Regions from separate parts of the Homo sapiens genome. Here region 2 is linked to region 1. Evidence: chromatin loops called from intact Hi-C (ENCODE). Cell type or tissue: heart left ventricle. All regions are shown on one strand. Each heading gives the region's core, and the rest is flanking DNA. Links, peaks and the distances in the headings are about the cores only.

What was found. Hi-C counts contacts between places; a loop is a spot of excess contacts. Peaks named below come from ENCODE experiments on the same cell type or tissue, not always from the same donor. Only the 100,000 strongest peaks of a DNase experiment are listed, where the experiment ranks them.
Region 2: a loop joins it to region 1, with 6 times the contacts of the local background. A loop is called at or near these places in 31 of 110 quality-filtered maps.

Annotation. Positions count from the first base shown.
Region 1 is chr13:23,560,563-23,576,415 of GRCh38, forward strand. It overlaps TNFRSF19 (TNF receptor superfamily member 19), which reads left to right and starts at 9,850. Exons shown (of 10, transcript NM_148957.4): 1 at 9,850-10,286. RefSeq lists enhancers at 1-112, 7,261-7,773, 7,774-8,285, 13,649-13,818, 14,289-14,438 and 1 more. In heart left ventricle, for the core only: CTCF peaks have their summits at 7,446 and 10,575; a DNase peak (open chromatin) is centred at 9,783; H3K4me3 peaks cover 3,945 bases; H3K27ac peaks cover 3,189 bases.
Region 2 is chr13:23,497,146-23,512,998 of GRCh38, forward strand. It overlaps LOC124903135 (a long non-coding RNA gene), which reads left to right and starts at 8,109. Exons shown (of 3, transcript XR_007063720.1): 1 at 8,109-8,309. RefSeq lists an enhancer at 10,691-11,218. In heart left ventricle, for the core only: no CTCF peak of the experiment used is centred there; no DNase peak of the experiment used is centred there; H3K4me3 peaks cover 1,202 bases; H3K27ac peaks cover 2,665 bases.

The sequences.
Region 1 (15,853 bases), core at 6,521-14,520:
TTTTGCTCGTTGATATTTACCATTCACCTGTTTCACAACCGGCCCTTCAAGATGACCCCCCCCTTAGACATAGTGCAAGAAGTCCTGTGTCTCCCCAGCTCCTCGGGTCTCTGCTCTGTCTTTAGGAAGGCCGCACCACTCCAGGAGAGCAGAATCACAAAATGTTGCCCTGCCCAACACTGTCCCCGCCCCACCACACACAGACCACCTCTCCTGTGTTCCCAGGTGCTCCTCCTGTCTCCATGGAGATGCCTGCCTCTGCTACACCCCTGGCTCATGTACTCTTGAAGGACCAAGCACCAAACATCCTTCTGTCTTTTGGGGCTCCCTGCCCCTGCGATAGTGGAAGACTCGCTTACTGTCTAGCTATACCTGTGTAAGAAGGTCCCTGTCAACCACTGAACTTTGTACTCTCTCTCTATTTTGAGAGAATCTCAATTGTAATTTCATACCTTCATCTAAAGAATGGTGTATATGTAACAATGAATTTTAACATGAACAAAATATTCCCTCTGAAAAACGTCCTAACACACTTCGGATTTCTCATATGTATAGAGAATAAGGCTTTTGCTTCTTGCTTTAACTATTTAATTTTACATAATTTTTTTCAAAGTCAAACTTTTGATTTGAAAGTGAAATTCCACTTTCAAATGCTATGAAACATGTTGTTTGCCAAAATGCAAAATATCTTTTTTGTTTCAACACGAGAAATGCTTAGAAAAAACAGAATTACAGAGACTTTCTCTTCCGATGGGAAACAATTTTTTCTCACCTGCTACAATCAAAGATGACAAGGCTATTTTTTTTAGCAACACTTTAAATAGCTGAGAGTTAAAGTGTGTTCCATGCTTACTGCATGTCAGTACTATTCTGGTGTTCACAAGAACCCTCGGTGTAGGTACTCTTATCATCCCCATTTTAGAAACAAGAAAGCTGAAGTTTCAAGTAACTTACTCATACTCAGAAGTTCACACATAAGTACTGGAATTCAAGCCAAGGCCACCCCATGTGAGAGGCCATCTGCCTACCTAACTAGGACACTGGAAGGTAAAAAGTTGACTAAAACAGTTTCCTCTCATAAAATTTCTTATATTTACATCCAATAATATATGTATCTCTTACTTGCTTTTCAATTACCTATAAAGCTGGAAAATAAATATAAACTAAACTCTGAGACTCAGGCAGCAGATAGGAAGTAACCTTGATAAACTTAAGAATGTTCCATAAGTAGTCAATTTCTGCTGATGAGAAATAGCAACTGTGCCATAGTATATGCTTTATAATAATCTGATACCTGAGGAAGAAAGAATACCATATATAACTGGAAGGAACGCAAAATGGTGCAGCCACTTTGGAAAACAGCTCAGAAGATTCTCATAAAACAACCTATATCTTTCACATATATGACTTAGCAATCTGACACAGGGAGACCAAAACAACAGGGAGAGAAAACAGAGCAGTGGTTTCCAGAGGTTAGAAAGGTGGGGAGGAGGCCAGGCGCAGTGGCTCACTCTTGTAATTCCAGCACTTTGGGAGGCCGAGGTGGGTGGATCACCTGAGGTCAGGAGCTCAAGACCAGCTTAGCCAATACGGTGAAACCCCATCTCTACTGAAAATACAAAAATTAGCCGGGCATTGTGGCGGGCATTTGTAATCCCAGCTACCCAGGAGGCTAAGGCAGGAGAATCGCTTGAACCCTGGAGGCAGAGGTTGCAGTGAGCTGAGATTGTGCCACTGCACTCCAGCCTAGGCAACAGAGCGAGACTCCATCTTAAAACAAACAAAGGTGGGGAGGAGTTGAATATAAAGGGAGACAGAATGAGGAGATTTGGGGGTGATGGAACCATGGTGATGGACACATGACTGTGCATTTGTCAAAACCCATAGAATGGTTCACTGTAAATCTTCTGAATAGATTCTGTAGTTTAATTGACAGTATTGTACCAAGATTAGTATTTTGACAATTGTTCTATAATTATGTAACCTGTTCACATACAAAGAAGTTGGGTGGAGGATATATGAGAACGTCCTCTACTACTTTTGCAATTCCTCTTTAATCTAAAATTATCTCAAAACAAAAAGTTTTTACAAAGCAATTTTATGATAAGCTGAGTATGGTGCCAAATAGGATTTCTGACACAGTTAAAACTGCCTTTATTTTCTATCGTGTATTAGAGGAGAAAAAAAATCTAATTTGGCCTTAGGAATTTTCTTTTCAAAATATACTATAAGCTGTATTTGTAAACATTCTCTTATTTCTCATTCTCTGAAATTGAAGGATTCTCCATCTATATTACCTCCTGACACTACAGTTCAATTTTATTTAGCAGGACCACTTTATTTTCCCTTTTTCCTCCAAAATAGATTTTGTGGGTTCCTGATTTTCACCAGTTACTCTAACTATTCTGTGTATTTAATGCCCCAACTATGTGCTGGGTGCCCTTCCATTGGATGGGTGGTTGCATTATTAAATGTTTTGACTTTATTTAGATAGGCATTTCTTGAATCAATTTTTAAGAGCGTGCCTGTCTTTATCTAACTTACTTCCTGATGAAGCGCAGATCTTTTTTTGGTAGTGGTAGTATTATTCTGAAGATGTTTCTTAGTGCCTCCTTTTGCATTTTCCTGCTGTTTCACCAACAGTTTTTGTTAGCATTATCAAACTCTACTGAGAACCAAGATTCGTAATTAGCCTGGTATATTAATCAGGATAAATGCTGAGGAGGCAGAAAAGGAAATGGAAAACATTTGATTAATTATAAGACATGAGTTGGATAGCTTCTCTGAAAACTAGCCTGGGCTCAGTAAAGTATTTAGAGGGCAATATGGCAGGTAAGAGTGACTTGGAGTCACTTATGAAAAGTTGGAGAGCAGAAGGCAGCTGGGTGCAGTTGGATGGTCTGCGGCAGTTTCCAGCATAAAGCACCCTTTCCATCACTGATGCAGGGTGTGCATGTGTGTATCTGCTGAATTAACTTGTCCTTGTTGTGGTAGTTGCTGTTGTTGTCAGTATCAGAACCACCATGTAACAGATAGTTTTGCCCGATTCACAGACAGTTTGCTTCTTTGGCACCTTCTGGATTTGACAGATTGTTTAAATCACTAGCTGCTCTATTAGCTGGTAATTTGGATAAGTATTTCTAATTTCCAATTTTGCCTGAGGGACCTTTAAGAATTGAAGCTAACAGTGCTGAGGGACTAGAAAGACAAGCCACAGACTGGGAGAAAGTATTATAGAACACATATCTGATATGGAACTTGTATCCAAAATGTACAAAGAACTCTTAAAACTCAATAATAAAAAAACATACTACCCAGTTTTAAAATGTGCAAAAGATCTGAACAGGCACCTCACCAAAGAAGATATAAGATGATAAATAAGCATATGAAAATATGCCCAACACCATACATCATTAGGGAATTACAAATTAAAACAGATACCACTACACACCTATTAGTGTGGCTAAAATTAAAAACATCATCAACAGCAACTGATAACCCAAAATGCTGACAAGGCTGCAGGGCAACAGGAACTGCCATTCATTGCTGGTGGAAATGCAAAATGTTGTTGTCACTCTGGAGGACAGTTTGGCAGTTTCTTTAAAAGTTAACTGCAGTCTTACCACATGATCCAGCAATCATGCTCCTAGGGAAAACTTATAGTCTCACAAAAACCTACACATGAATGTTTATAGAAGCTTCATTCATAATCACAAAAACTGGAAGCAACCAAGATGTCCTTCAATAGGTGAATGATAAACTATATACAGACAATGGAATACTTAACAATAAAAAGAAACGAGCTATCAAGTCACAGCAAGTCATAGAAGAAAGTTAAATGCATACTGCTAAGAAAGAAGCCAATCAGAAAAGACTACATACCATATAATTCTACCTATATAACATTATGGAAAAGGCAAAACTATAGAGACTTTAGAAACATCAGTGGTTGCCAGGGGCTCTAGGGGAAGGAGGGATGAATAGGTGGAGCACAGGGGATTTTTACAGCAGTGAAACTACTCTGTACAAAACTGTAATGGTGAACACATGTTATTATATATTAGGCAAAATCCATAGAAGTCTGGCTAGGTGCGGTGGCTCACATCAGCACTTTGGGAGGCCAAGGCAGGCAGATCACTTGAGGTCAGGAGTTCAAGACCATCCTGGCCAACATGGCAAAACCCCATCTCTACTAAAAATACAAAAATTAGCTGAGAGTGGTGGCTCACACCTGTAATCCCAGCTACTCGGGAGGCTGAGGCAGGAGAATCGCTTGAACCTGGGAGGCAGAGGTTGCAGTGAGCCAAGATCACGCCACTGCACTCCAGCCTGGGTGACAGAGCAAGACTCTATCTAAAAAAAAAAAAAAAAAAAAATCCATAGAAGTATATGCAGAAAGAATGAATTTTAGTGTAAACTATGAACTCTAGTTAATAATGCACCTATATTGATTCATTAATTATTACAAATATATCACAGTGATGCAAGATGCAAATACTAGGGGAAGCTGAGTGGGGCACAGGGAATGTATGGGAAATCTCTGTAGTAGCTGCTCAATCTTTCTGTCAATCTAAAACTGTTCTAAAAAGTAAAGTGTCTCTCTATATATAAATTGAGTGCTAGCATCAACAAAATGCAAATTTAAACTATCATAAGCTACTATTAGACTGCATTTAAATAGCTGAAATGACAAAAATTGACAATATCAAGTTTTGCCAAGGATGTAGAGCAAATGGAAATCTCCTATATTGCCAACAGGAATGTAAACTGGAACAAACACTTGAGACAACAATTTGGCAGTTTCTTTTTTTTTTTTTTTTTTTGAGACGGAGTCTCTCTCTGTTGCCCAGGCCGGAGTGCAGTGGCGCAATCTCGGCTCACTGCAACCTCCGCCTCATGGGTTCATGCCATTCTCCTGCCTCAGCCTCCCGAGTAGCTGGGACTACAGGCACCCGCCATCACGCTTAGCTAATTTTTTGTATTTTTAGTAGAGACGGGGTTTCACCGTGCCAGCCAGGATGGTCTTGATCTCCTGACCTTGTGATCCACCCACCTCGGCCTCCCAAAGTGCTGGGATTACAGGCATGAGCCACCACGCCCAGCCAGCAGTTTCTTTTGAAGTTAAACATACATACACCATATAATCCAGAAATTCTACTCCTACATATTTACTTAACAAAAATGAAAATATATATCCACACTAAGACTTGTACACAAGTATTATCAACAAATCCACTGAAAAGGATCTTCCTTAAAAAAGAGAATGATTTTATTCCTGTAAGCAGTTTGCAAACCAGGGAGACCCAGCCTTCAGTACAAAACAAAGATGCTCTCCCTGAGAACAGAGAGACAGGTTATCCTTTATAGAAAAAGCTCCCACCCAGATTCCCACTCTGGTCTGCTCTGCAAGTGAGAGGGATGCAAGTATGTTTGGTTTTGATTGGTCAATGCAAGTCACAAGTCTATTTGTTAGATCCAGAAGTCAAGATGAGACTTCCCAGCACCCATCAAATCAGGGAGCATAAATAGGAGCAGACAGCCATGAAAGTCCCCAAATCACGCGAGCCTGTGGTTTCTCAGAGAATGCAGAAGACGTTTGTGACCTGGCTCCATTCTGAATTTAGACCCAGTTAGCCACTCAGGATCCATTTGGAAGGATTGGCTCTTTCAGGTTCATGAAGTGTTCATGGCAGCTTTATTTACAGTAGCCAGAAACTGGGTTCTATCCCAGTTACCTTTAGTGACTTTCAGTCATACTCAGCTTCACTGAACAGTACCCCTGAACTGGCCCTTTAAGAAAAGGAAGGCGTCTTCTGCTCACGAGGTCGGAGGGAGTCCAGAAGGGCAGGGGGTGTCCACTGGAGCTGGGGGTGCTTTGTAGGAGGCAGATGCTGATGAGGAGAATGTAAGGCTTCAGAATATGTAGGAAAATGGGAGTTGTACCTCTTTGTAGTTTGTTGGATAGTGGCTTTGTATTAGTTTCTTGAGGCTGTGATAACAAAGTACCACAGACTTCAACAGCAGCAGTATGTCCTCGCACAGTTCTGGGGGCTGGAAGTCAGAGATCAAGGTATCAGCAGGGTTGGTTCCTTCTGAGGCTGTGAGGGACAGGTCTGTTCCCGGCCTCTTACCCTGGCTTGTAGATGGTCATCCTCATGTCCACACAGTGTTCTACCTATATGAGTGTCTGCCTCTTTATCTAAATCTCCCTTTTTATGGGGACATCAGTCATTCTGGGTTGGGGCCCACCCTAATGACCACATTTGAACTTGATTACCCCTGTAAAGACCCTATCTCCAGATAAGCTCATGTTTTGAGGTGCTGGGAGACAAGACATCAACATGGGAATTTAGGGGGATACAATCCAACCCATAACAGGCTTGAGCCTTTTTCTTTCTGTGATTATGTGGACCACAGTCCCAGATAGCAGCTACTGGTCCCAGATCATGTACAAGTGGTCCCAGCATTGTGAAGGACCTGAGGATGTCTGGGCTACCTTGGCTTTGAATAACCAGCCCAGGAGCTGTGTGAGAGCCTGTCCTGCCCCTTTAGAATACTGAAGTTTGAATTGGATCCCCTAGCTAAAATGTTGGCATTTTAATAGTTACAGAGAAAAGAAAGGAACCTTAGCTCTTCTGTTGAGGGTTTATTCTGCCTGATGCTTTCGAAATAAGTTTGTTATTTTGGCAACACTAATGAGGTAGGTGTTATCCCCTTCCTGCAGCTTAGGATTAAAAAGCTCAGTGGGACTAGGTAGCCTTCGTCCACACTGCCTAAGCTGTTATTCAAGTACAGGTAGTAAGAGGGATTTGAACATAGGCCTTTCTGACTCCAGCATCCGTGTTCTTTTCATAACCATGAGCTATTTCATTTTCTAAAAAGTGTTCAGTTGAAACAAATGCAGAAATTATTCCTCTCAATGTATGTAATAGATCTGTGTTTATCTGATCTAATCCAGGATATATCCTCTGAACAGAAAAGTTAGAAAAGACGGCATTAGAAAAGACATGCAGACAACTCAAAAAACTATGAAACTTTATGGGGAAAATGTGTTATCACCTGATCTATATCTTAAAATGGTGAGAATTCATGGCATCCACCTGTCAAGATAAAGGAGCAAAGGAACCACGCTCCAAGTTTTGGGAAGAAAATAGCACATGGTGGCGACTGGGGGTGACATGAGACCCCACTCCCCATCAGGAATCTCAGGCAGCCCCTCCCTTCTTGGATATGAACAACTGAAGTTTTCTCAATCATTTATTTTATTTTTTAACTGATTAATAATAATTATACATATCCCTGGGCACCTAGTGACATTTCTATACCTATAAGGTATAGTGATCAGATCAGGGTAACTGGCATGCCCGTCATCTCAAACACTGACCACTTCTTTTAAAGTGTAGCCTGGAGCTCCCCACTGTGGATCCAATGGCTGCCACAACCACTTTGCAGAACCAGGTCGCTGAAAGGCAGCTTGACAAAAAGACTAAGATGAGCCAAGTGTACTGCAACATGGCACAGGAACCATTGATCAAATGCTGTAACTTGGTGTCATGACAACGGACAATGATGTCGAGTGGAGTGCTGGATCTCTTATCACCACTGTATCACACTGATTTAATCACACTAATCTAAGCTTCTTGAAGGGGAAAGAGAAAAGCTTTGTAGTAGCTCCCCTTCCTGGTGCTGTTCAGAAACAACAATGGTGCAGGCCACACCTCACAACGAAGGGGGCTCGGCTGGCTGGGCACAGTGCTAAATGAGCCGCAGGTCAAGAGGTCACTCCTGCAGCCAGGCCGACCTTTAGCCACACTCTGGTCCAGGCGACAGATGGGGCCCTAGCCTCAGTCCCCTTTCATCTCACATATGGGGAGTTCTTGGCCACAAGAGGACCAATTCAAAATAATATCCAGTGACTTGGTGAATAAACTCTTCCACTGGAGATGGTATTGCATTGTTGGATGTATCTTGAACTACAAAGCTTGCTTGGGGAGATTTGTATAAATTGAAGATCATTTGATTGGTTTTCATTCAAGTCCCTGCTTTCAAGTGCCTCCTGTATGTTTTTCAGTGGAACACAAGAACCCGAATTCAGTCCTTCACCTATTTCTACTGGTGTTGAAATCTATAAAGACATAAAATCTACTTGCTTAGCCAATGAGCCTTACAGAGTGTCTAGTTGCTCTGATTTAATATATCAGTGTATCGGGAAACTTTAATCCTGAGTGCAGGCTGTTGGCATATGGATTCCATGCTGGTGGTAGGTTTGGACTACCTCAGAAAAGAAATGGGCACATGCCTTCTTGTAAATATTTTGTCTTTGTAAATATTTTCTTTGTATTCATGGGTTCAAGATGCCCAGGAAACGTATGTGAAGCCCAGATGTCACAGGAATTTTCCTGGTCTGCTTTAAGGAAGTCCTTAAGCATCACACCTGCCAGTTCAAATACTATTTGAGCCCTGTGCATTTTTGAGAAATGATGTATAAGTAGAAAAATTATACAAGAAACATGGAAAAATCAACAGGACTATTTAAATGTTATACAGAACTTATGAACAGTTCAAACTAAATATTTTGCTATTAAAATTATTCAAGAATCATAGAAATCTGGAAATAAACACTTCATAAATAACGTTTTCAAATATCGCGTCAGGAAAAATTAGACAAAACCAGTTAAGGAGGGAAGTTACATTGAAAAAGACTGAGTTCTACTATCCCCTAAGTTTTGCAAAAATATTTTTAACTTACTTTCTAAAAGTTAGTGAGTTTCCATTATAAAATAGAAAAATTGTCTTCATTCCATGAAAGAACTGTCTGAAAATCAGAAAAGCACCATATCCTGGATTTCAAGGAAGATGAAACTTCTTCTTATCTTCTATTTTACTAAATACTCAAAATAAAATAATCATATTGTATTGAATCTGACATTGTTAAGGAAAATAGCTTAAAATTTTTAAATAATGAGCAATATATTTAATTTTAAAATACGAAGAATTAGGCTAAGGTGGTAATTTTTTAGTGAGTTGAAAGTCCAAACTATGAGTTCGGAAGAAACAGCCCTAAAAGGCAAATAACATGGCTTTGGAATAATCACAGGGCAAATGCTTTGTTCTACATAATTCTTCTTTTGTGAATTTTAAAATGCTCAACAAGTATTAATGAAATATGTCTAAGAAGTAGATATTGCTTTAAAATCTAATTTCCAGAGTCCCGAACTAAGGCAAAGATTGAGATTAAGTCTCCGCCCAAAGTCTTAAGTGAGCCAGTGGAAGATGGCAGTTTATTCATGAATTGTTGGTTATCTGCTGCTTAACTACTTAACACAACCCGGTTTGATTGGTAATCAGATCCTAATAATGTATGTTTCAAAGAAAGGGCAGTTTCCTTAAAATCCTTAAAGACTTGTCACTTTGAAAACTGGAATCAAAATGTGAAAATGTTATCGGTCCATCTGGCAGTGTCCTTGGGTGTTTTTTAGAGTGGTCTCATAGTGCTATTTAACTATGCTGAATATTTGACACCCAGTCTCTGTAGGAAATTGTGATTTTTATCAGCGAAGAGGCAATTAAATGCTGTCATTTGGCACGTCCATCCATCAGGGATCTTATCACCCAAGAAGCATCCAGCAGCAGTTGCTGTCCTTTCCAGCTGGCAGACAGATAACAGAAACTGTCCTGTGTGAGGCACAATAGTCTAACATGATTAGAAATCAGCCAAACTCTGGCTTCTCTTGAGCTATACTCCCCCACAGGCTGAATTATAGCTCTCCTACCAGTCCCACGGCGCTGAATGATGTCATGGGATCTGCAGTTCAGCGAGATGAAAGGGATAAAGCAGAACCCGCTGGCACTAGGAAAAGCTTCCAACACACAGTCCACAACACAGCTTGGGAACCAAAAAAGCTACAGATCCAGCCACTCAGCCCAAGCATGGGAGAACTACCAGCATTGCCTCATTGCAAAAAAGAGGAGGAAAACAACGTGATCCATGTTTAACAAAAGAGTCTGTGGACTAGGAGGTGGGAGGGTAACTACCTGCTGAAAGTGAACTTTCTTTGATATCCATGCATATATATAAACTCAGCCCTGCCTTTGATGTTCAGCAACTGATTCACTGATCAGATTACAGGCATTTCATCTCCCTGCTCGTCTGCCTTTGATCTGCATGGTTAATTTTATTTTCCTGGATTTGAAGTTTCGTCTGGGCTTGTGCTGACATACATTTTTGGGAAGGTAGAAGCATTTGGCACAGAAGTGCTGCCAGGAGAAACTAAGTTGCTGAACGGGTAAGTACTGCAAAGAGCTCAGCATGTTGCAGGTACTCTGTTTTAAGCTTTGTTATAGCTTTCACTGCATTTTTCGCATGTGTTCTGAGAAAAGAATGGTTTTAATTAATTTTTTAGAAAGCATTTATACAGCTGAATACTACATGATGCTGAATGTGTGTATCAGAGTAACTATGGAACTTGATGTAATTTTTAGTAGTTTGTACAAGAGGGTTTGCAGTCTGTCATACAAATTTTACTTGGAAATGAGTTGTACAAACAGGACAAAACAGAACAGCGCTCACTTTAGCATGCAACTGGTACTTCAACCCCTGAGATCTGTGAGCTATAATTGCTCTAAGTATTTACAGGTTACCTTATTTAGTAAACAGTCAGTGCAACTTTGCTTGTTGAAAATGCTTTCTTTGTTTTCTTATATAAAAGAGTAAAATGTATCTCTGGCAATACTGTTTCTTTAGTTTATTTATTCTCTCACTTCCAAGATGTAAATCTATCAAATACACTTCCTTATGCAGTTTGTACACTCAAGGGAATCACTGAAAAACCATCAAGTATGATTAAAGACTTTTATGTGTAAAACTGAAGAATTTAAAAACAGTGAGGATAAAGTTGCACTAAGTTTGGCTAAAAATACTCCAGTGATTTTCTATAACCTTTGGAAATAGCATAAGCCTTATTTACAGAAACATTCACAAGGTTAATATTCCTAAATTAACATTTACTTTACATTTATAGTGACAGCTGTTTTAAGTCAAAATTTGCCAACTGTTTATGAAAACTATCTGAGTAATCAACAGTTATTATGTTACATAAAGTATCTTAGTCACATTTTCACTTTAGCTAATGCCCAACATGACAAAACCAAATTATATTGCTGTACCGAATTTGAAAGTTAACTGTTATTTTTTTGTCAGTTCATGATACACACACACTCACGCTCACACACACACACAGTAAAATCTTTACAGTGAAATATAAAAACTAAATACAATGGAAAAGTAACACTGTTACTTTGTTCGCGATGTTTTTTTTTTTAATGTTCTAGTCCTAAATTTATCTGGGCAAAATATTTAATTATTATCACAAGTCTATTTGATGCTAGCTGAACCATAAAGAAACCATAAGTGATAAGACCAGTTATCCTTTAGTCTGAAATTCTGATGAAACAGGAAAGGTCTAATGAGTCTCATTTCATAAGTAATTAATTTTTCACAGCCAATTAATTAAATTACTTTCTACACTTTCCTCTTGATACTAGAAGGGTAATTAGCATTGTTTATTTAATTTTAAAACTTTGCTAGTTGTTAAGTGGAGGTTATTTAAAGCCATGCTAAACTGATTATATTTTTAAAGTGTGTCATTAATAACTTAATCTTAAAGATTTAACTGCTGTTTTTAGTCATGCCAGGAGAGGCATTTGCTTTTTTTTTCTAAGAGTACAACAAATCATGTTCACAATATCCTGCAATATCGGTTTAGTTTGATTTTTTTTTAATTTGTTTGCTTAAAATCTTCCTTTTAATCACAAAAGTGGTATTAATGTTCACATTCAGATAAAGAAAATTAGCCTTTTAAAACAATGACTGGAGATGGTGCCTAAAGAAATAGTGTGTCTGAAACTTGCTCATTTAGTTCAGATTTGGATTTTAAAATTTTTAAAATGACTGTTTATCCTGCTACTAGGATCATTTTAACAAATACAGGCTCTCCTCAGCACAAAACAAAGGGGAGAATTAGCAATTATCTGATTAATTTAGGCTTTGTAGAAAACTAGCTTGGGCAAGTCAAGTCCTTGAAAATCCACTTCAGTGTTTGAATTAATTCAGTTAATTGTTTACTTCTAGTGTCATTGTTGAGAAATGAAATAGAGTGTATTTGATTTTAAAATAAAGATGGTTGTATCTGAAGGTACAGGTACAGTCTCAAAAGGCATTTCCTAATTAATTGCCACAAAATGACTTTGGCAGATATAGTCCTATTACTTCTACTGAACAAAACCCTTATGTGACATTTTTCAAAGCACTTTCCTATCTGTTGCTTCAATGGCAGCTTTGTTACTACAGAAAGTCCAAGTCTTCAAAAGACTTTTATGTTGAGTCCTGATACTGTCACCAATTAGCTATATGACCTCAAGAGAGTTTCCTCATGTGTGAAGTGAGGGAGTTGATCACATCATCTTTATGAAATAAGCAGAATTGGAATTTTTATGGCCATTTTACAGATGAGGAAACTGAGGCTATAGAAAACGAATGTCCCTATCTTAACAAGGTCACATGGCTGATTTTCCCAGTTCTAGTCCAATGTTCTTTCCAGTCTACCATGCAGGGTCTGCTTTCCAACAACTGCTTAAACAAATGCACTCTGTAGCTCATCAAAGAACAATATTAGTTTGAAAAATAAAGACAGCCACTTCCTATTGTAGTGCATTTTTTTTTTGTTTCCATGATAGATATGTCAGTCAGCTGGATTCGTCTGATTATTTTCCAACTGTTCCTTCTACTTCTGGACTTCTAAGCTGTCTAAACACAGTAGCTGCTACCCATAATTTAACATAATTTAACACGTAAAATAATTTTCACAAAAAGTTTAATGCATCAATGTGATGTGGAATTATATATGTATTTGTGTGTTTGCCTCTGTGTGTGTGTGTACATACGAGTTTGGCATTATATCAACACATATTTGTGTGTTTTGAAGGAATTGATATTTTCTTAGATGATGCCAGTGGCATCCAAAAACAGTTTAATAATTAAAGGTTAATTTTCCTCCAGGGAAATTCCCAGTGGGATTCTGTGAAACTTCAGTTGACAAACTCAATGTGCATTTCAAACATGATATGATATGTGTTTCATATCATGTTTGATTATGTTAAGACTCTTGAGCATGTTTTCATTATCTCTTTGCTTTTCTTCCTTGAAAAAATATATCTTGGGGCCAGGAGCGGTGGCTCACGCCTGTAATCCCAGCACTTTGGGAGGCCGAGGCAGACGGATCACGAGGTCAGGAGATCGAGACCATCCTGGCTAACATGGTGAAACCCCATCTCTACTAAAAATACAAAAAATTAGCCGGACAAGGTGGCAGGCGCCTGTAGTCCCAGCTACTTGGGAGGCTGAGGCAGAAAAATGGTGTGAACCCGGGAGGCAGAGCTTTCAGTGAGCCGAGATGGCGCCACTGCACTCCAGCCTGGGTGACAGAGTGAGACTCTGTCTCAAAAAAAAAAAAAAAAAAAATCTATCTATCTATATCTTGTGTGAAAAATTTTAATTTAGTTACTAATAAAATTTTATACAAATACAGGACTCTCATGGCCAAACAACTGCCCTCATAATAGGGCTTATCACCCTCTTTAGGATTCCTACATATACAAGATTATTACTAACATGACCTAATATTTATTAATTCACTCATTATCAATTAATTCAATATCAAGTACTTGTGCAAGGATAAATAACATGTGCAAGATTATAGGAATAATTCAGTGGCAGCATTGTGATCTACATTTTTTTTGTTCTGGGGCTAGGTGATTCATTCTTTTTAAGAATTACACAAAGCTGAACTTGACTGTCAGCAAACATTATAGCCAAAATTTTGGCCAAAAATATGGGCTCCAGTTTTTTTTTTTCCTTTTATATATTTTGTAAGAACTATTAGACATTTTTAATAGTATTTTCTGTCAGGATGGCCATAAAGGACCTCCCTAAGCCATGAAGGCATAATCTGTTCTCCCTCTGCTTCAGGAGTGAACTGAACTCAACCATCTGGCATTGGTTTAGTCGGATTCTCTTTCTGTGATGGCAAGGCCAGTCCAAGCCACCCTGGAAGAATGAGTGATTTTGTCCCCTTTAAAGGATGGTTCTTTAAAACGTTGTCCACCTGGGTGAGCTCTGTGATGGGAGGGCAGAGGGAGGCTCCCTGGTGGCTGTGTTGGCTGTGCTTTAATTTCTCCTCTACTGTCACTAGTCATTCAGCTTTGGCTCCAAAGTTGTTACCTCAAACCCACCCACTTGCCAAAATCAATACTCACTTCTTTAGATTAAGTAGGTAGTTTAAAACCCTCCTTTGTGACTTAAATTTTCTCTTTGATGAGAAGGGGAAGGAGAAGTCATGTGGGGGTTTCCAATGACTTCATAAAACCATTCCTTCCAACATAACCCACTGTCTTTGAGAGGAGTTCTGATAAAGATAGTTTTCTCCATCCTGTTAAATGCCCCCCATTCTTTGGTGGCTCTATAGCTTAGCACCATGGGCTGCTGCCCAGCCAGCCTGGCCTCAAGCCAGCCCTAGGTCGGGGAGTCCACCATGTTCATCAGGAAGGAGAGAAGGAGAGTCAATGGACTGTCTCTTCCCTCATCGAACTCATGAAAAGGGTCTAGCCAATGAGGTACTCAGGGCCAAACTCACAAAGATCAGTGCAAGTGCTGCAACTTGTAACAACTTTGCTCTGTAAGTGTCTTGAGCTCCACTTACAGGAGGGGGCTATAAAAATAGCCTCCTTGGGTTTTTCATATATATTGGTTTACGCACCCATGGTATGGTGAAGATTATGTTAAGATACAGAAAGCCCAGATTCTGATTCCAGCTTTGTTAATTAACTTGGTGTGCAGCATTCAGGAAGTCACTGGGCATTGGCCTCACGGTGCTCCCTCAGCCCCATGCTGATAGTCTATAATTGGCAGTAGTGGGTATCGGGAATTACTTAAATAGCTAGGTCTTGGGGGTTCCTCCTCCACTTATTTTCTTAACTGTATTTGGAAAACTTTATTACTCTTTGAGATTCTCACTCTCAATTACTAATTCATCCAACAAATTTTTAATGAGAACTTACTATGTGCCAGAAACTGTAAACCAAAGAGACAAAATTTCATATTCTCCTGTAGCTTGCATTCTATTCCACTTTTTTCCCAAGGAATAGTGATTTACACTAGAAATGACTAGAAGTTAGGCAATTTTTCATTAGCTTTGCTACCAGCGAGCTAATTTATCACTGAAACTATTCTTTCAGGGGTTTTTCAAGTTTTCCTTAGTTCAACTTTTGGGGAAAAATATTTTAAACAAATGCACTTTGTGTCAGCTCAGATATTGCTAAAACTATCTTCAGAAAACTAACTTTTAACATAAATCTTAAAAACAAACACCTCTATCAAGATTGTCATAGCAATTTTGCTTTTCCAGTAAAAATTTTAACCCATTAATGATATGCAGTGTTTTAAAGGAAGTAAAATGCTCCCAGTCCTAATTACAAGCATCCAGTTTCATTTTGCATGAGCCTAAGGATCACAGAATTCTTTTTTTTTTTTTTTGAGACCGAGTCTTGCTCTGTCCCCCAGGCTGGAGTGCAGTGGCGTGATTTTGGCTCACTGCAACCTCTGCCTCCCGGGTTCAAATAATTCTCCTGCCTCAGCCTCCCTAGTAGCTGGGATTACAGGCACCTGCCACCATGCCTGGCTAATTTTTGTATTTTTACAGAGACGAGGTTTCGCCATGTTAGCCAGGCTGGTCTCAAACTCCTGACCTCAGGTGATCCGCCTGCCTCGGCCTCCCAAAGTGCCTGGATTACAAGCGTG
Region 2 (15,853 bases), core at 5,245-13,244, 65 kb before region 1:
TTCAATTTACTTCTAATTTGTGATTAGAAATGATCTAAACTCCAGACATGCCCAGGAGTTCTAAATCTCAGTTTTCAAGAAAGAAAATTCAGTCTGGCGAGTTACAAGTGACAGGCGGTTCAAGAAGGAATCGTCAGGGACTTGCAACCCTCTGGGTGGCTGAGAAGAAAAACAATCACTAAGAACCAGGAATCAAAGACTAGTTAGTCACTGTCTTATTATGAAGTAGTAAGAACAAGAAACTCATCACACAAACGACTGTCTGGCCCTACAGTGACTGACGGTGCACTCTGCTCCCATCTCTTGGGGTTTTAGTGAATTGTACTTTGCCAGCGAAGTTGGGAAAATGCATAAAAACAATCTCATCCCATCTTGGGTGGGCAGGACAATCAGAAAGAAAATATAATAAACCAATTCATGGGAATGGTAGGGGAGCATCCTGTAACGTTCAAAGCCAGCACACATGAGCCAGGATGTCAGTCATATAAAATCAATAAACTAGTGCTGGATTCCAAGACGGCAACTCTATTTTTTCTTCTCTGAAACATTCCAACCCAAAAGGCTCTGGAAGTAGCGTCCTGGGCCAATTTCCTAATCCCAAGAACTCTTCAGCAGGCTATCCAGAGATAATGTCATTAGAAATGCTAGACTACCTTCTTGGTTGATTTAAAGTCTGATATGAAGTCAACTGCAGCTATAAAACTGGACAATAAATCCTAATCTTGCCCCCTGAAGACCAAGAGAAAGAAAAAAGCGTTCTTCAGATCAGCATGGATTTCTTCGTGTTTCGTGAATTATAATAGTAAAATAGTAAGTCTCACTCTTCGTCCAACCCCAGAAGCCGTGCAGCTGTTGTTAGACGAGGCAAGCCTAACTCCTTGTGCATCAGTCAGGGCCACAGCAGGACACAAAAGTTCATTCAAAGGCCTGCTTTATAAGATGTAAATGCAAGGACTCTTTTTTTTTTTTTTTTTTTTTTTTGAGACGGAGTCTGCTCTGTCGCCCAGGCTAGAGTGCAGTGGCGCGATCTCGGCTCACTGACTGCAAGCTCCACCTCCCGGGTTCACACCATTCTCCTGCCTCAGCCTCCGGAGTAGCTGGGACTACAGGCGCCCGCGACCACGCCCAACTAATTTTTTGTATTTTTAGTAGAGACGGGGTTTCACTGTGTAGCCAGGATGGTCTTGATCTCCTGACCTTGTGATCCGCCCACCTCAGCCTCCCAAAGTGCTGGGATTACAGGCATGAGCCACCGCGCCCGGCCCAATGCAAGGACTCTTTACAGAGCTGTAGACCACATTAAATGTAGGCAACATGAAAGATGCTGAGGCACTCAGAGATTAGCAAGATTAGAAAACCATTGTGGCCCCTCCTCTTGAAGGAGCAAGGAGAGAAAAGAGTGTGATCAGAGCTCAGTAGCTATAATTTTGGAGGGACACAGTTATTGTCTGAACAGGGTACTGACATGGGGAAGGAAAGGGGAAGAAAGATCCTAACCCCTCTCTCCTCCTGATATCCATCCTCTCGTGCCTTGAAGCTAGCCCACAAGAAGCTGAAAAGCCAAGTTCAGAGGGGTTGGTTTCCCAGCATTCAGACAGAAGAGTGGGAAAAGGGGTGAGGTGGGCAGAAGGAAGAAACAACACACCTTGGACTTGATTTGGAGCCTGCCTGAAATTGATTTTTCAGAAGCTGAAAAAGTATGTATATGTGCGCGTATGTGGGGATGTGGGTGTATAATGGAGATTAATGGATATACCATGCACGCATACACACACACACACTAGTAATCTTAGTATCTTTAAAGTGATCTCAGTTTGTGTATAGTCACAAAACATAAGCACTGTAGGTTATAAAATTATGGATGTCATAGCATGCCCCCCGTATGCTCCAAGATTTCCATTCCGTCTGGAATGAGGGGCCCAAGTATTTATATTTTCTTTTTTTTTTTGAGACAGAGTCTCCCTCTGTCACCAGGCTGGAGTGCAGTGGCATGATCTTGCCTCCTGGGTTCAAGTGATTCTCCTGCTTCAGCCTCCTGAGTAGCTGGGATTACAGGTGCCCGCCACCATGCCCCGCTCATTTTTGTATTTTTAGTAGAGACAGGGTTTCACCATGTTGGCCAGGATGGTCTCGATCTCTTGACCTCGTGATCTGCCCACCTCTGCCTCCCAGAGTGCTGGGATTACAGGCGTGAGCCACCTCACCTGACTAAAGTATTTATATTTTCAACAGCTCATGATTGATTCACTGCACATAGGATTTTTAGAGCCATTCATTTCATTAGACTAATATCAGTCATTCGCCTCTAAGAAAAATGTAGTTAAGCAGATTATTTTCCCTCTAATGATTAGGTCAGACCCTCGTGACCTAGAAGGAGAAAGAAAGGGAAAGAGGGGAAAGGTATCTAAGAAGGAATATAAGGCAGAGAGGGGAATTTAAGACAGAAAAGATAGTTTCTGAAAGAAACAGAAGAAGAAAGGATGGGGAGAAGTGACTAAATCGGAATCAGAAATGTGAATGTGTGTACTTAACATTGTATCAGAAGTCTTATGTAAGTTCAGTTTAAAACCTTTTAAAATTCTAAACACTCATGAGATTATGATCATCTGCTGATAAGGCTTAGAAGGTCTAGGGACAATGACATCCCAGCAGCCAGAGTCCAGATCTTGGTTTCTACATACCATTCTGCACTAAGAGGAACCAGGGTTTTATGGAGAAATATCTGATTCTAGGGCCAATCTGCAGAATGTATCTGGTGCATCTTGTATGCCAGAATATGAGAAAGTGCCCAAACAATGACAACAAAATGGGAGCGTGTCAAAGGGACGCAGGATCCATCCTGGAAATGCTGCCAATGGCCAGAGCTGGGACAATCTGAGCAACAGAATAAATAATGAAGTACTGGATATAGCCCACAGTATAAAATAAAAATAAAAATATGCAAGTCCAGAGTTATATAAAGAATGATCGAATACATAAATTAATGAGGGGGAAAAGACAAATTTTTCTTACAGAAAAATTCCATACAATATATGTGGGTATTCCCCTCTGTAGTAGGTGTAGCTCAGTTGCCCTCCCTTGAGAGTGGTCTGGGTTTAGTGACTCCCTTCCAAAGAATAGAAAATGAAAGGAGACAAATAATAACTTTACAGTGGAGAAAGCTGCCAAGTACTACCTGAACCAAGAGATGAAGGTCAGCGTCACCAGCGATGTCTTGTAGATATCATGTACTCCCAATATGATATATGAGAAGGGCTCTTCTCCTCTGATATTCTTTCTAGGAACTCACAATCCCAATCAATTATAAGAACATCATACAAACCCAAATTAAGAGATATTCTTCAAGATACCTGACCCATGACTTCTAAAAACTGTCAAGGTTATGAAAAACAGGGAAAAGACTGAGAAACTGTCACAGACCAGAAGCAGCAAGGAGACAGGACCATGAAATGCAATGTGATGTCCAGGATGGGGCCCTGGAACAGAAAAAGGACATTAATGGAAAAAATATTGAAATTTGAATTAAGATCTGGAGTCTAGTTAATAGTAACGTAACAATGTTAATTTATGGAATTTCAAAATTATAACACCTTATTAAAATATCAAATATCCCTTAGAAATATTGATACTTCCCATATTATCTAAAGCAACGCTTTTAAGACATTGGCTTGAGCCCTAACTTCATTGAATTACAAACAGCTTTTTAAAAACTTATACTGCAAAAACAACTATGTAAGCCTTTGTGCTTCCTCATGTAGAGCGAACATCTGGATATTTCCATTTACTTTACTGAATTAAAACCAGCTCGTCCTCCAGGAAGCAAAAAGTAACTACCATATGAGTTCGCTGGCAAAAAGTTGCATAAATAAAAGCTCACATAAAATGTCTGCAATTTTCTTTGAACTAAAAATAAGCAAAATGAGTGATTGATGACTAGATCGCTGATGAATTCACCCTGGGAGACATTCCAGAAGCTCTGAAGATAATCATCAGCCTCCATGATAAATTTCAGACCATTGCCCCATGGGAAATTTTACTCTCTGAAGTGATAAAAGGTTTTGACTCATGCAAAGAATTCTCTTTAAAAGTTCAACTAGCAATTATTTGGATAATTTGAGTTACTATATAAAAATTAGGTATTGAAATGGACAGTGAGTGTGTGTGTTGGTGCATGAGAACTATGTGCTCAAACACATTTATGGCGCCTTTTTTCTTGATGAATCTCAAAGTACTTAACACACAGTAGTGACAATAAACGGTACACTTTCTACGGGCACCTCCTTCTGGAAAAAATGAACTGATTCAGGATGGTTATAGCTAGAGATCATTCATCCAAAAAAATTTCAGTTATAAGTCTTTTCCTTCCTAGAATAGTGAATCTGAATGATTCTCTGCTACGCCAATTTAAAGGAAATTTGCTAAACACAGTATTTTCTGAGTGTTTCTCATGGATTGATAAATGGTTTGTGAGGAGGGAGTACACTCCTCCTTCCCTGGGCATCGCTTGAGCACATGAATTTGAGACCAGGCTGGGCAACGTGGCAAGACCCCTTCTCTACAAAAAAAATTTTAAAAAATTACCCTGGCATGGTGGCACACACCTGTGGTCCCAGCTACTCAGGAGGCTGAGGTGGGAGGATTGCTTGAGCCCAGGAGGATGAGGCTGCACTGAGCCAGGTTCACACCACTGCACCCCAGCCTGGGCAACAGAGCAAGACCCTGTCTCAAAAAAAGAAAAGAAAAAGGTTATCTCTTAAATCCTTAAATTCATAAGCATCCTACATTACAATTATTCAGGCTACTAAGCTTAGATTTTTGCCCTAGCTAACAAGTTAAGAACCAAATTCCATGTTCAAGCACTATAGTCTATCCATAACTCTACTAGCCTCCATAGCAAGAAGATTCCCTTTTATGAGTTTGGTCTATTAAACTTACTAATTAGTTTTATTTTAAGCTGCTTCAAATTTGCAAAGGTATCAGTCATTAAATAAGTGACAACTTAAAGACCCAGTTTACTTTGATCCATGCTGGTTTTCTTCAGTACAAAGCCATAACCCACTTCATCATAGACCAGAGTTCAAAAATCTTTGCATCTTTGCCTCATTTTACTAAACAGTCATTGAAAAGATAAAAGTATAAAAGAAAGTGTATTTAACACAGAAAATACAAAGTCCTTGTTTTTAATTCACTTTCTTTAATTTTTTTTTTTTCTCTCATTGCCCAGGCTGGAGTGCAATGGCACCATCTCAGCTCACTGCGACCTCCACCTCCCATGTTCAAGTGATTCTCCTGCCTCAGCCTCCCAAGTAACTGGGATTACAGGCATGCGCCACCATGCCCCACTAATTCTGTATTTTTAGTAGAGATGGGGTTTCTCCATGTTGGTCAGGCTGGTCTTGAACTCCTGACCTCAGGTGATCCGCCCCCCCTTGACCTCCCAAAGTGCTGGGATTACAGGCGTGAGCCACCATGCTGGGATAATTTTGTATTTGTAGTAGAGATGGGGTTTCACTATGTTGGTCAGGCCGGTCTTGAACTCCTGACCTCAAGTGATCCACCCACCTCAGCCTCTCAAAGTGCTGGGATTACAGGCGTGAGCCACCACGCCCAGCCCACTTTCTTTAACTTTAATAGAATGAAAATACAAATCAAACCAATCCAATTTCTTGAGAATAAATTTTGAACTTGTAACACCATTTCAATATAAAAATGACACTTTGTTGCCTTTAGGTGTGTCTACTAATATTTTGCATGCTGGACTTCGTGGGTCAGGAGAACAGTAGAGACAGAGGTAAATAGTAGTTAGGCCAGGAAGCCAGGAAATCCACAGACCTCCTCCTCTGTCTGGCTGTCTTGTGGGGTTAAGTCAATCTCTTAGGAGCTGAGTTGGGCTTGGGTTTGTTGTTGCTTCGATACTTTCAGTGCATGGACTTCAATGCCCCCATCTGTGGGCTGCTGTTTCCTGTGTGCAGAGTGGGTCTGGCATGTTGGAGGGGCTTTCTCAGTGTTCTTGCTCCACTCCCAACTTCCAGCAACCCCTGGAAGCCTGTGCCACAGAGGGAGTTACTCTCCATGTTCCTGCCCTTGCCCCAGGGGTTGACGCTGGGTCTTGGTACTTGGAGGATTGGGTTGGGGCAGGAGAGCTCTCTGTTCTCTCCACCCAGGCTTAGTCTCAGGCCCTCCACTGGGCTAAGGAATGGGTGGGCTTTCTCACAGTCCCTCCCTCCTGCCCCATGGCATAGAATTCAGCCTTGGAGCTAGGTCAGGTGAGAGTGTCTGCCCCTCCCCCTGTGATAGCTGACTTCTGCATTGCACAGATTAATCCTGGCTTCAAGAAGGTGTCTCATCCCTCCTCCAGGTGCAAGGAAACTTAGTTTCTTCTTCTCCCAGAGACGCCAAGGTGCACAGCTCATGTCTCGGGGGCAGGAGAGTTTTCCATTCCTTCTCCAAGCCAGTGGGTTTTGCTTTCACCCCTCCAGTGGCAAAGGGTTCACTTTAGTCAGCTTGGGCAGCTATAACAAATGACCACAGACTGGACAGTTATAATATTTATTTATTTATTTAGAGACAAGCTCTTGCTCCATCACCCAGGCTGGAGTGCAGTGGCACAATCACAGCTTCCTGCCGCCTCAACCTCCTGGGTTCAAGCAATCCTCCCATCTCAACCTCCCAAGCAGCTGGGACCACAGGTGCACACCTCCACGCCTGGCTACTTTTTAAATTTTTTGTAGAGAAAGGGGCCTCACTATGTCCAGGATGATCTTGAACTTCTGGCCTCAAACGATCGTCCTGCTTTGGCCTCCCAAAGTGCTGGGACTACAGGTGTGAGCCACTGTGCCTGGCAGATCCCTCTTTAGAATCCTGTTGACTTGGTGGCCTTGTGACTTCACCTTTCTAATGGGCATCTACAAAGTTATGATCTTGCAGCTTATTTGGCTTCTTGTTCCCATTAGGGTAGGAATGATGTTCCTTTGTCATTTTCTACCTTCTAAGGGGAAGGACTCCCCAAAGGTGACATTTTGACTATGAGTAGGGTGCATACGTTGATCATTTTGCTGATGCCATTTTAGCTATAGATTCACAGTTCCCATTCCCTCACTTGCCCTGCTGGCATCCCACAACACACATTGGAAGCCACCGCCTGGGGCCAAGCTCTGATCTGTGGCCAGGGCTCATGCACCAATCAAACTCATAACCTGGGTTTAATCAGCACGATGCCGCACCACTTGGGTAACCAGCCACCCTGGTGAGTAATCAGATTATATGATGGGGTAGAGAATCTGAGCCTCCCACACGGTTATCACTTTTCACATCAGGGCTGTATTTTGGCAAAGATCTCATAAATTCTCACAACAGAGAAAAGCAAAGTGTGAGGCCTATGCAGTATAAAAAGAAATAGAGATGAATTGGTCTAGTAATTAACATTTAGTAACTTGACCATCATAGCCAATCCGAATGATTTAAGTCTGTCTATTAGCTATCTAAACCTACCCTGCGTCTGGTTTTGTGCCTTAGCTCCTAACAAACTTATACTTTTTCTTGAGATTTATCAATTCAGGAAAATATATAATGCAGTCCACATGGAAAATGGAGGCATGGTATTTTCCTGAAAGTTATCTGATGTTTTTAAACTATAGAGGCCATTGTAAAAATACCTTTACTAATAATCAGCTTTCGTAATGTTTTTAAGGTTAACTTGTCCTCGTGTCATGTATGTTTCTGGTTGGTGTTATATCAGACCTGGGATAACAAGCAGTGTCCATTTGAGCTGTCATGCTTTGCCAGTAAAAGTAATGCCAGTTTTCATTAAGTTGCTTGAAGATTGCACCCAAAAAATTTATTGTTTACATTTTTGAAGCAAGTTGTGTCTCAAGTTTAAATAACTGCAGAGAACTGTTTTCCCCTAAGGAGTAATAGATACAGTTACTGTGTTATAAGAGCCACATGCTGCAATTGTTTCTGAGGCAATTTTTGTAGTTTAAATTATAAACACCAGAAGTCAAATGTTTATCATCAAAGTCTTAAATTCTAGTATCACAAATCCTAGAATGCCAGCCAGGGAGCACATACCTTTCTAATTGAGTAATAGGCTAAGAGGACCTGTGCGGAGCTGAAGACAGACGCCTCAAATCGCGGGGGCACAGGGAGAGCGGTCAGATGTCCTGCAGGCAGAACCCCAGGGGAACCACTCCCAGGGGTGAAACCGTGCTGACTCGGAGGTAGTGTGCCACTTGGAAGCAGTGGGACCGTCTGGTGGTAGATGCTTCACTTCTTCATTTATGACTCCACATTCGTGGAAGAGAGCAAAGGTCTGTCTGGCTTTCTCATGTTCCCAGTTTTACAAATTTTCTTTTTGCAGAACAACAGAGCAGGAATGTGTTTCGAGGAGCCAACAAATCCAAACCCCTCTGCAGACAAGAAATGAACGACAATTTTATGTCTAAAATGAAAAGAGCTACCAATCATCTTTTAGATTAAAAAAAAAACTTATAGAAGGAACAACAAATGCTGGATGATAGTTATTTTACCTAAACCAAACTGTACCCCAAAATATAACTTTTGTACAAGTATATTAGCTTTCCTTAAGCATTGATAACAGATCATGCAATCTCATAATCTCATTTTTTATGCTAATGGACCCTTATCAATTGCCTGACTGTATATTTATTCTTTAATGATAACAGTTATTCAGAAGGTAAATATTTTGGAAAGAAGTAAAATTTTCTTCTATACCTTCTCTCAATTTTTCCCTTCACTTGAAAACATTTAAGAAACACTTTGATCAAAGAATTTCCAATTGACTAGAAATATAAAATGTTACATTTTTAGAGAAAATATGTTCACTGTAATTATCTAAGTTCTATGTTAGAAAACTATTGAGATTTTCCAATCACGTTGCATTGCTCAGATTTGTGTAAGCTATTTCAAAATACTGTCACATTTATATCAGGACTTCTTTTGTTTTAAGAGGTACTAAGTGTCAGTTCATTTACTCATGGCAGAATTGCAATTGATCTAACCACCAGCCAGAGTGACAGCTCCGAAGGAGGCCGTTTGTGCTTTTAACGTGGCTGGTTGGCTTTACGCTGGCAGCTCTTCAATATGCTTTAGGCACATCTGTTTCATGGCTTTATTTGGAAAATGAAAGGGTTGTGGGAGCCTGGAAGACATTGATGTTGTCACCAAATACGAATTCAATTTCTTGGTCTTTGAAACCGCCTCCCAAGACACAGTCTATGCATTTGATTCCATGTGGAACAGCTTAGGCAATTGACGAGGACTTCCATATTAGATCAGAACTGTTTTTCCAGATGCCACTTAAAAATAACAAACAGAGGCTTGGAGTCTGCTTCCCAGGGGAGGCAACATTTAGAACAATGCTTATCATTAAGAGCTCCAGCTTCTGCTGATGAAAAATGTTAATTTGTTCTCTGCAAAAGGTTACTGGGATATTTTGTACCTGTCAAAAGAGAGGTTAACAGAAAGTGTTGATGTGTTGATGCACAGCCTCCTTTATCCCTCTGCTGAGGCGCTGTGCCTGGCTTCAGGAGAGGGAAGCCAGGGACATGAACAGAGAGAAAGAATTAAAATTTGAGTCTGGAGGAAATGATTTCATTGGGGAAAAAAATAGATGAAAGGAAGTCTGTTTAAAAGGATGAGAATCCAAGGTATGGATTTCCTTTTCAGCATTTTTGCTTGGTTCTGTTTCTAGGCCCTTCTCTAATTCACTCAGCCAAAGTCATCTGCGTCTCCTCCACATTCCCATGACATTAAGTGCTTTTCTGAGGAGAATGATGTCACTGTGCAGTCATGCATTCTGTGATGAGGTTTCGGTCAATGCCGGACTGTACATATGGCAGTGGTCCCATAAGATTATAATGGAACTGAAAAATTCCTACCACCTAGTGACATCGTAGCTGTCGTAGCATTGTAGCGCAATATGTTGCTCATGTGTTTCTCGTGATGCTGGCGTAAAACAACCTGCTATGCTGCCAGTCATAAAAACGCAGTGGTCCCCTACCCCAGGGCCATGGACCAGTACCAGTCCATGGCCTGTTAGGAAGCAGGCCACACAGCAGGAGGCGAGTGGTGGGCAAGGGATCCTTACCACCTGGGCTCCGCCTCCTGTCAGATCAGCAGCAGCTTTTGATTCTCAAAGGAGCGGGAAGCCTGTTGTCAACAGTGAGTGCAAGGGATCTAAATTTTGCACTCCTTATGAGAATCTAACTAATGCCTGATGATCTGAGGTGGAACAGTTTCATCCTGAAACCATTCCCTCCCCTATCCCCCCAGTCCATGGAAAAAGTGTCTTCCACGAAATTGGTCCCTGGTGCCAAAAAGGTTGAGGACCACTGATATAAAAACATAGCACATACAGGTGGGGCACAGTGGCTTACGCCTGTAATCCCGGCACTTTTGGAGGCCAAGGCAGGGGGATCACGAAGTCAAGAGTTCGAGACCAGTCTGGCCAACATAGTGAAACACCGTCTCAACTAAAAATACAAAAAGTTAGCTAGGTTTGGTGGTGGGCGCCTGTAATCTCAGCTACTCAGGAGGCTGAGGCAGGAGAATCACGTGAACCCGGGAGGCGGAGGTTGCAGTGAACCCAGATCGCACCATTGCACTCCAGCCCAGGCGACGGTGGGAGACTCCGTCTCAAAAAAAAAAAAAAAAAAAAAAAAAAAAAAAATATATATATATATATATATATATATATATATATATATCTCACATACGATTATGTATAGTACATAATAATTGATAGAAAATAAACAACTGTATTACTGGTTATGTATTACTATACTTTTTATCATTAGGGCATACACGTTCTACTTACAAAAAAAAAGGTAACTGTGAAACAGCCTCAGGCAGGTCCTTCAGGAGGGATTCCAGGGGAAGGCATTGTTATCACAGGGGATGGAAGCTCCCTGCCTATTGTTTCCCTGAAGACCTCCCAGTGGGACAAATTGTGGAGAAGGAAAACAGTGACATGGATGATCCTGACCTGTGTAGTCCTAGGCTAATGGGTGTGCTTGTGTCTTGCTCTTTTTTTTTTTTTTTTTTTTTTTTGAGATGGAGTCTCGCTCTGTCGCCCAGGCTGGAGTGCAGTGGGGCGATCTCGGCTCACTGCAAACTCTGCCTCCCAGGTTCACGCCATGCTCCTGCCTCAGCCTCCTGAATAGCTGGGACTACAGGTGCCCGCCACCATGCCCGGCTAATATTTTTGTATTTTTTATAGAGACAGATTTCACCGTGTTAGCCAGGATCTCAATCTCCTGACCTCGTGATTCGCCCGCCTCGGACTCCCAAAGTGCTGAGATTACAGATGTGTCTTAGTCTTTAACTAAAAAGTAAACAGTTTTAAAACAGTTTTAAAAACAGATTTAAAAATAAAAAAAATGCTTGAAGGATAAAGATATAAAGAAAAAATATTTTTGTATAGCTGTACAATGTGTTTCTGTTTTAAGTGAAGTGTTATTGCAAGAGTCAAAAAGCTTTAACATTTTTAAAGTTTATAAAGTAACAAAGTTACAGTAAGTTGGGCCGGATGTGATGGCTCATGCCTGTAATCCCAGCACTTTGGGAGGCTGACATGGGTGGATCACCTGCAGTCAGGAGTTCGAGACCAGACTGGTCAACACGGTGAAACCCCGTATCTACTAAAAATACAAAAATTAGTTGGGCGTAGTGGCGGGCGCCTGTAATCCCAGCTACTCGGGAGGCTGAGGCAGGAGAATCACTTGAACCTGGGGGGCAGAGGTTTCAGTGAGTTGAGATTGCACAACTGCACTTCAGCCTGGGCGACAAGAGCGAGACTCCATCTCAAAACAAAACAAACAAACAAACAGAAAAAGTTACAGTAAGTTAAGGTTCATTTACTTTTGAACAATGAAAAACCTTTTTAAAAATAAATTTAGCGTAGCCTATGTGTACAGTGTTTCTGAAGTCTACAGTAGTGTACAGTACTGTCCTAGGCCTTCACATTCACTCACCACTCACTCACAAACTCACCCAGAGCAGTGAGGGAGACCTGTAAGCTCCATTTCTGGTAAATACCCTACTTTTATTTTCTTCTTCTTCTTTTTCTTTTTTTCTGAGACACAGTCTCGCTCTGTCGCTCAGGCTGGAGTGCAGTGGTGCAATTTCGGCTCACCGCAACCTCCGCCTCCCAGGTTCAAGAGATTCTTGTGCCTCAGCCTCCCAAGTAGCTGGGACTATAGGGGCCCACCACCACGCCCGGCTGTTTTGTTTTTTTTGTTTTTGTTTTTTTTGAGACAGAGTCTTGCTCTGTTGCCCAGGCTGGAGTGCAGTGGTGTGATCTCTGCTCACTGCAAGCTCCGCCTCCCGGGTTCACGCCATTCTCCTGCCTCAGCCTCCTGAGTAGCTGGGACTACAGGCGCCCGCCACCACGCCGGGCTAATTTTTTTGTATTTTTGGTAGAGACGGGGTTTCACCGTGTTGGCCAGGATGGTCTCGATCTCCTGACCTCGTGATCTGCCTGCCTCGGGCTCCCAAAGTGCTGGGATTACAGGCGCGAGCCACCGCACCAGGTCAGGTGTACCATTTTTTATCTTTTATACCGTATTTTTACTATACCTTTTCTGTGTTTAGACATGTTTAGACGCACACATGCTTACCATTGTGTTACAACTGCCTACAGTATTTGGTAGGGTCACATGCTGTGCAGGTTTGTAGCCTAAGAGCAAGAGGCCATACCACACAGCCTAGGTGTGTAGTAAGCTCTACCAACTAGGTTTGTGTAAGTGCACACTATGATGTTTACACAACAATGAAATCGCCTAACGACACATTTCTCAGCCTGCATCCCTGTCGTTAAGCAACACATGATTGTGCAAAGGAGATTTGGGTGCATGTCTCTCACCCAAAGTACGGGCCAGTTTCTTTGAAGGTAGGAGCGCTATCTTCATTTTTGTGTCTCCTCTAATGTCTTTCAAGTACAGACCCTTTACAATGTAACTATTCAACAAGTGTTGAGTGAAGTGAAACAGAATGGGATAGAGTGGTAGCAATGCATGAAAGAGACTGGAGACTAAGGATGGAAGGGGGATTGCCGGCAACAATCAAAAGAAACTCACAAAAATAGAGTCAGAGAATCAACAAATTTGTTCTAATCATGCATTGCATCGAATTAGAAAACAGGATGACTCTTCCTTAAGAAAAGTATTTGAATTCCATCATATTTACTCATAAACCACTACTCCCTCATGCAAGATAAGGTTTGTGTGTGGGAAAGGAAGAAAAGGAATATTCCAGTTCTGAACTCCAGGTGCACCACTTGCAGCTTTGATAGTTTCTCACTCCTCAGTCCACATTTCCTGCCATAGAGTATCAAAGAACAGTGGTAGAGATGGGTTGAATCTGAAATTGTTGTGGGCAAAGTCTTCAGTCTGTTTGACTCCCTATTAAATGAGTTCAGATTATTCATCCCTGCAGAGAAAAGGAAAAGCCAATTTCCTTCTGAGCAGCAAAATGAGCACAATAAAAATGTCTCAATGTGTTCTCTGGAAATCTCACCCAGAAAGCCACTTCACACTCTCAAGGTAGAACATGAAACTCCTAGATTGTTCCAGAAGTCTTGCTCAATCGGGAACATCTAAATGGTTCCTTGGCAATAAGCAAACAAACAAATGCATAAATGATGTTGCTTCAGCATTTTAAAATAAGAGTAGCCTAGACATGCTTTCCAAAAAAAGATTAGTCTGTATGTTAGAAATGAGTACTAGATAGCCTGTCTCTTAATCACTGAAAATAATATTCTCTTTCTCACTAACATAATCCAGAATAATCTTCTCATATTGTTATGACACTTTCAGAAAGAAACCACCTGTGTGTATCACCTGGCACAATTTAAAACTTGTTAACAAGGTGGTGACAAGGAATTGGATGCCAGGCAGGAGTGGTAGCTACATGTTCCCACCAAAGTCAGTTTTGATCTCCCTGTGCCTTGCTCACTAGCAGTTTAAGCGTGTGACTTTTCTTCAATGAGCAGCAAGATCACTGTTCTTTGCCAGCAGGTGGTGCAAAAATCTTTTTGCAGAAGTACTATTCACAGAAAAGCATAGGTCACCTCAGTGGGGACTCATGGAACACATGACCATCGCTTCTGGAAGAAGCAATGACTAGGCTCTTTATTTAATATCAATTTATGTTACTTCCAGAATGAACCACCTCTTCCCCATCCCAACCACCCTGCCACAATGGTTCCAACACACTGGGTTGTAAAGACTTGATTCGTGTTAGCCATTTTGACAATCCCAAATGTCCTATTTCGGAGCTCTCACCTCATTCCATCTGCTTCCCCTAGATGCCTGAAGTTGACTACAGCCCTGCAGTAGACCATTAGCCATTCCCCAGAGAGGCCAGCTATCTGTAACTTGACTCCATGAGCCCCACCCTCTTCCTCTCACTCTGTCTGGTAGGATTAAAGTGGGGGCTCTGGGTTTGCTGGCCTAAATCCCATTCTCCACCTTAGTCTCTGCATCCTAGAGATGGGATCCAGTGCAATCAAAAGTGGTCAAAAGCAATTCACTGTTGTTATTATTTAACAACAGAAATATTGGACTGTGAGACATATTGTAGAGAATAAACTAAAAATGTTAGCCACTTTGTAAATAAAAATGATCATAGAAATTCTGAACACTTTAAGATCCACTTGATTATCTCCTATATAATCTCAGTCAAACTTCTTAACTCTTCTGTGCCTCGATTTATGTCTTTATTTACTGGGCATAATCTATTTTTGCCACTTGACAAGAGAGAATGTGGGGAAGTCTAATACACTGTAAGCACCAGAGAAGAAAGAATCAACGATACCCATATTCAATCCTTAGTCTCTGTGCCAGGCAGTGTGCCAAGGACTTTCACAAACTTTGGTAAAACAGCTACAAAGGGGTAGTGCCAGGATTCAAATCCAGGTTTTCTGCCTCCCAATGCTTCTCCCACTTCCTATGCCAATTCATAAACCCTAAATCAATCCCAGGTCACAGGCTCCAGTATTCAGATTCTAGAGAACCCATAGGTTGAAGATGATCTTCAATGCCATGATCCTCCTTTGCTGCAGAGAACACCACTCTCACAGCCTGCTGACCAGGAAAGACCGTCCCCCCTCACCTGCCACCAATACATGCCCACAACTTGCTTTAAAATCACTCTGACTTTACAAATGAAAAAATGATCCTGGAAGGACTGGACATTCTGCTCCCCATCACAGAGACAGCTGACTGTGATCTTCTTCCCTTCAACTTAGAGCACCAGAGGTCTAAGTTCTCAGACTCCAGTAGGAGAACAGACAAATTGTCTCTCACTCGTCACCCTTCTATGATGGTCAAAGATGTCTTTGGGTAAACTGGATAGCCCTTAAGTGATCTCTTTGCCCTGGGACCACTTCCAGGATCTTCCCCTTCAGCTTCAAAGCCTACACTGAGTCTCTGTGGCCACCCCCACAGCTCCCTTCTCTTCTCTGCATCTGCAGTCCAGCCTAGCCCAACCCGCCCTCCGCCTTTCCTCTGTGCTCACCATTGAGGCTGTGCAGGAGCTACACTGGGAACCTGAACAGTCTTCCTGCCCCAGCCCCTCAGGTTCCTAGGCTCTGAGACTAACCCCCACCTTATTTAGTTACGGTTCGAACACTCCTTTGCATTTCTATCATTTACCTTTCACAGAGCAGGGAAGGCAGCTCAATTTCATCCCCAAAAGTTACTTTCTCCAACCTAATTCTCACCAAACACACAATCTATATGCTCTGTTAGTGCAGTTCCTAAATTCACCTACAGGGTGAATATAGATTTTATATGTAATCCCGTAAACTTGTATTAGAGAGCATATTTTATAT